2 separate regions of the Mus musculus genome follow, and region 2 is linked to region 1. A link is a loop called in an ENCODE intact Hi-C map of the cell type or tissue named here. Cell type or tissue: left cerebral cortex. All regions are shown on one strand. Each heading gives the region's core, and the rest is flanking DNA. Links, peaks and the distances in the headings are about the cores only. Region 1 holds the start of F630040K05Rik (RIKEN cDNA F630040K05 gene). Region 2 has its middle 19 kb from the start of Gm41584.

Evidence for each region. Hi-C counts contacts between places; a loop is a spot of excess contacts. Peaks named below come from ENCODE experiments on the same cell type or tissue, not always from the same donor. Only the 100,000 strongest peaks of a DNase experiment are listed, where the experiment ranks them.
Region 2: a loop joins it to region 1, with 2.9 times the contacts of the local background. A loop is called at or near these places in 2 of 42 quality-filtered maps.

Annotation. Positions count from the first base shown.
Region 1 is chr17:45,733,988-45,736,889 of GRCm38, reverse strand. It overlaps F630040K05Rik (RIKEN cDNA F630040K05 gene), which reads right to left and starts at 2,384. Exons shown (of 5, transcript NR_152153.1): 1 at 2,044-2,384. It also overlaps a transcript of 1600014C23Rik not described here. In left cerebral cortex, for the core only: a CTCF peak has its summit at 1,255 (motif pointing left); DNase peaks (open chromatin) are centred at 400 and 1,244; H3K4me3 peaks cover 983 bases; H3K27ac peaks cover 2,065 bases.
Region 2 is chr17:45,903,294-45,906,195 of GRCm38, reverse strand. No RefSeq gene overlaps it. Among named protein-coding and RNA genes, the nearest start is that of Gm41584, 19 kb to the right of the region's middle. In left cerebral cortex, for the core only: no CTCF peak of the experiment used is centred there; a DNase peak (open chromatin) is centred at 1,732.

The sequences.
Region 1 (2,902 bases), core at 203-2,702:
TTCTCCGCTCCCCCGCCCGCGCGGCCCCGGGCTCCCGCGCGCGCGCACTCGAGGCCTCCCTTGTGCTGCTCCTCCATTCGCTACGTGCAGAATGGGCCGTCGGCAGCAGCTGCAGCGCGGGATGGGAGGGGGAGGAGGGGAGGGGGAGGCGGCGCTCGGCCTGGGGGAGGGGCCGCGCCGCGCCGCGCCGGCGGGGAAGGGGCTGGGAAGAGGGGCCGGGCCCCCCGAGTGGGCCGACCAGGGGGACAGTCCGGGTGGGCTCCGCTCTCGGCCCGTCTCCCCCTCCCCCTCCAACTCCTTTCTGCAAGGCCATTTTGGCCATCCTCCTGCTCCCTTCCCGGGATTCCTGGCAGGGAGCGGATGCAGAGGTTGGTTGGGGGTTTTTTGTTTGGTTTTATTTTAACCCCCTCTGTGTTGTTCCCCACGCAGACCCCAGACCCTTAGACGCAGGAAAGAATAGCCCCTGCTGTCCCCTCCCTCGCTTTCTGTCCCAACCACATTGTCGAGCTTTTGTGTGAATCGACCCAACTGTAACCCCTTCCCCACTCGGCCTACCATGAGGCAGAGTTTCTGAAAGGTGCTGAGGCCACACTCAATCCTCCCTCCTACCCACCTGGAGGGCAGAATGGACCCCAGGACATAAGGCCAGTATCAGCTCCCACCCCCACCCCTGCCCCAACCAGAGACAGAAAGATCTAGTGGAGCCTGCTGCTGCCCAGGATAACTGAGTCGGCCCGAATTTGGTGGTGTTACAACTACAGGTCATTGTAGCAGGTGTGTACCTGTTTATAAAGGGTTCCCCGGGAGCCTAATGAGAGACCACCAGGGGCTGAATCCTATAACCCATGAGCTGTCTTGCCAGGATCCCAGATGTAGCCCAGATGTCCACAGCAGTCCCTCCCACAGGGTGGGACACCAGCTAGTCTATGCAGCCCCTCCCAACCCTTCTTCCAAGGTCAGGGAAGGAAAGCCGGCCATCTCCAGTGCGCCTTCCCCATTTAAGATGTTGGGAGAGGCATCTCTGTCCCTCAAGCTCTTTTTCCTGCCCAAAGCCACCTGGGTTCATCCTGTTGTCTAACTTCGAACCCTCTGACAGGTTAAGTCTAAATCATCAAAAAGAAAGGCAAACTTCCTGGGGGGCAGCTGGGGGGGTGGGGAGGACAGGCCAGGGAGACCGGACTTACTAGCCCTACACAAGGAAGGATTCTCTACCCACCTCCCTGGTGGCCTCAGTCCTTGGGCAGCGCCCTCTGCTGGCCAGAAAGAAATGCAGGAAAGAACAGAGTCCTACAGATCTTTGGGAAGGTCTGAGAAGGGGGACAAGGGACAGAGAAACAAGTAAAAACGTTAAGCTGCCCTGTCACTGACCTGAGCATACATAAAGAAGCAACCCTAGATGTGAGGAAGTTGTGACCCGCTTTATATGGACCTAGGGGTTAAGCAAGCTGGCAAACAGACTTTTAACACCCCAGAAGTGGCACTTCCTGCCCTGAATAGCTCAGTTGCCCTCTGCCCCTGAAACTCTTATTCCTGCCAGAAAGCCTTTCCTGCCACCTCCTACCAGGGCAACGTGCTAGAAGGTGCAGCTATAGCCAGAACCCTAGAACCTAAGAGCTGAGAGAGAGAGGGCACCTCAAGCCAGAAACATACACACAGAGATCCAAGCCCAGATCCCTGCTACAGCAGAACTCAAGATAGAATTAGGCCCTGGCCCTGAGTCACATCTTGGCATGAGCTTGCCTGACCAAGACAGGCCAGCTTGTCCAGAGGTGAGACTTAGGTCACAACCCATCGCCCTACCTCTGATGCCAGGTATCCTTCCCCTCACGTCCCACACGTGGGGTCAGGGTGGGGCCTGGGATGGACTGGGCTGGGCTAGTGCTGAGACCAGTGAAGGGTGGAGCACTTGGAAGGCAGAGGAGGGACATCCTGGGTGAGGGAGGCTACGAGTGTCCCCAAGGACTGGTGGCTTCTGGATTATCCTCTGGTGGTTGCTTCTCTAGCCCTGGGCATCTGCACAGGACCTTCACCCGGCTGACTTACCTCCAAAGACGGCAGCTCCTGACCTTCCCGGGCCCATTAGGGCCTGAAGCAGGGCCACACTTCCATGCTGCAGCCAGAGGGCCAGGCTTGTCTGCAGCCCTCCCCGTCAAGCACATGACCCAGTGGGCTTCCTTTGTGGCCCCCTGCATTACTTAACTGATTCACTGATCCCCCTAAGTGGCCAGGTCCCTTTCAGACCCAGGCAGCCTAGGGAGACTCCTAGGGGCAGTGTTGAAGCCCAGGAGGTACAGAGATCTACCGGCTTTAATTGGAAGTAATTAGTTAATCTACTCTGAAAGCAGTGGGGGAGGGGAGGAAGCTTTGGGGAAAGAAGACTCTACACTGTCAATCTGGTGAGTCTTGGGGGACCATAACTCTCCCCTGCACACGCACTCACTTAGAAGGCCTTTCTTTTCAACCCCAAGGCAAACCCAGGCCCGGAACAGACAGGGGGCAGCTTTGTATACAACAAAGCAGGTGCCCTGGGTTTGGTGGGAATCACCTTTGAGAGCAAGCCAGGAGAAAACCAAAGAAGGGAGCTAGAGAGATGCAGGAACTCTAGGGTGAGAACTGGTTCCTCTCTGTCACCTCTGTTTGCACCCTGCCCAAGGTCACGCACGTACAGCCCTACAAGTTAGGAGCCAGTGCGCTCCCAGCCCAAAGGCTAGCTTCGCTATTTCGGCAGCGAGAAGCCATTCCCATAACGGGGAAAGGGGCGCCGGAGGACAGAGCCCTAACCAGGCCCCAGGGGGTGTGTCCTCGGCCACAACGCGACGCGGGCAGGCAGCGTGGCGGGGACTCTGGCCGACAGCCTCCCGCGCGGTCCGGAGCAGCTGACCCGCTGGCGATCGGCCAAGTT
Region 2 (2,902 bases), core at 251-2,750, 170 kb before region 1:
ATGTGCGTACATGCACATTTGTCTTTCTGTGGATATGTGCTTTTGAGCACAGATGTAGGAGAAGACCAAAGGCATCAGCTTCCTTGGGGCTGGAGGTCCAGACAGTCACAGCCCCCATGTGAGTGTTGGGAGCTGGCTTCTGGTCCTCGGCAAGGGCAACAGTGCCCTTAACCACTGAAAGATCAGTGTAGTCCTCCTGCACCTTTGTGCCAGGTCAAGTGGACAGCTGTGCCTCTGGCTTCCAGAAGTGGGAACAACAAGAGAAGACACTCTCCTGGGAGTTCCCTGGACCCACCCTCCTCCCCGAGGGGAGTGAGTAGTTCTTAGCATCACATGGGGAGCAACACCATCTCACAGTGCACTCTCCTTCCATGGTCTCTCTGCTGCTCCCGAGCCTGCCTAGCTCTGACTCACAGCTCTCTGAGTCCTTGATCCGGGCCTACCATTCCCATGGCCCCGGGGACTTCCAGGATTAGTGTCCCTGCCTGGGATCTGTGTTTTGTCTATCAAATATGCTGCCTTTATTTAGTGCTGATCCGTTTGCCCATTTTACTAATGAGGAGCTGTCCGTGGCCGAGATAATGTGTGTTTCCAAGCACTTTTGAGAAAGTGCCAGCTAAGGGCAGAGATCTGACACTTGAGTCGGAGGCTGTGACTCAACATGGGACCAGGTGAGATCTGCAGAAGCATGTTTGTAGTATTGGGAAGAGCTGGGTGGGACGCCCTTAACATTGCAGGCTCATCAGGGCTAGGAACCCATGCTGGAGGTGCCCAGAGAAACCACATGATACAAGTATGCCAGACACATATGTCTGCCTGCATGCATGGATACATGCACACACTTAATATTTGTGTTCCAGAAGACTGGACAGGCGAGGGAGATGAGAGTCACTGGTTGAACATCTTAACTGGTTCTGGGGTTGTGGCCTCCCAACCCAGGCCTTTGCTCTGAGAGTTGGGAGCTTATAACCCTCAGATAATTCTGGTTGAGTTTAAGGGTTGAACTCTTAGGTCCAAGGAAGGCCATGCCTGACATGTGTTACAAGCAGGTGATTTGCAGTGACCAAAGTAGTTGGGGGCTGCTGTTGCTTAAGCATCCACGCCAAACTCATGTTGAAATTTAGTCCCCACAGGGAGGCATTTAGAGGTGAGGCTGGAGGCACAGGAGAGGTAGTGGGCCTGGGTTTAGGGCCTTAGCACCCACGTAAAAAGCTGTGTGTGGCTGTATGTTCCTATAATCCCAGCATGGAGGGGAACAGAGACAGGAGGAGACCTGGAGCTTGCAGCCAGCCAGTCTAGCTAATCAGAGAACTCCAAGTTCAGTGAGAGACCTTGACTCAATACTATAAAGTATAGAGTGATTGGGGAAGACACTTGATATGAACTTCTGGTCTCCACATGCACATACGCTCACGTGCATGTATGTGCATGCACATGTGCATGTGTGAGTACACACACACACACACACACACACACACACACACACACACACACGAGGTAGAGCAGGCTGGGCTTTAAGAGGTTACTGGCCAGAGGGTGCATTCAGGGACTTCCATGCAGGGTAACTTCACACAGTCAGAGTAGCAGGGAGCGACAGGCTTCAGGCAGCCTCGAGCCTAGTACATTTTGCCTTCAACTCACTTGTAGGATTTATTTTTGCTAGCATATTTACTTAAATCTGGCTTCAGCTAGTGTTAAAATTAGCAAGCATTCCTTAAGAAGGTGCCCCAGCAGATGGGAGACACTTAGAAGCGAGCCTGGAACTGGAGGAAGTTTGCCTGAGAGGCAGCACCAGTCACAGATTATCCCTAATGGGTGTCCCCATGGAGTCTGAGAACCCAGAGTCTCTCTGGCAGGTTCCAAGGAAGGTGGCAGGGCTGATGTAATAGATAAAGATGAGGAAAGCTTCCAGGATCCAGTTCATTGATTCAGAAAGACGGTGGGGGCGGGGGCTGGCTGGGTGGTAGAGCTCTCGCTGCTCAGTTGAGAGATCTCTTTCTTATTCAGTGTGCAAGAAGGCCTGGGTTGGATCCTCAGCGCTAAGCAAACTGGGTGTGGGAACACGAGTCTTTAATCCCAGCACTGGAGATAGACGTAAGACAATCAGAGGTTCAGAGTATTGAGAAAAAGAAAAAAAGAAAAGAAGAAGAAGAAAAAAAAAACAGGCAAAAACTCACAAGAGCTGGTCTTGGCCAGCTCCTTGGTTTTATAGACAAATTGCAGCTCGGAGCAGAAGGTGACTTGTCCCAATCCCACAGCCAACAAACCACAGACCAAGAGCTGAGTGTACATTGCACGATTTCCAGTCCTTGGTCCCCTTCTGCCTCTGTGCTTATGAGAGCGGGCATCCCTTGGGACTCTTCCCGCTATGAGTGAGAGGCATCGGCTGAGAAGGCAGGGATAAACGGGCCTGGAGAGGGTGGGGTTGAGTGGACACGGGATTCTTTGGCCCTCTGCTTCCTAGCAGGCTTCTTCTAGCTGGTCTCAGTATATTTATCTGTAAAATGGAGAGCTTGGCTCTCGTGGGCTGGCCAAGGCAAGACATATCAGACCAGAGCATTCTTTCTTGGCCACTGAGACCTCAGAGATGGGGTAGAGCCAGGGTCAGGCAGTGGAAAGCCGTGGCTCCAAGACCGGGAGGCGCCTGGTCCAGGGTGGAGGTGGGGGCAGAGAGCGGCAGAGTTAGCGCAGTGCCTTCCACCCCAGCTATTTTTACCCCCAGAGCACTGGACTGCAAGAGGCCTGACTAAAAATACCAGCAGCCTGTCCTGAACATCCTTTCCCCAGAGAGGCGGGTGAAGGCTGGCAAGAAGAGGCTGTGGCACTCAGCTTTCTCCGTCCTTAGATTGGGATGCCTTGGGGGCATTCGGGAAATGGACCCTTCCCTCTGAAGAGCTTCAGA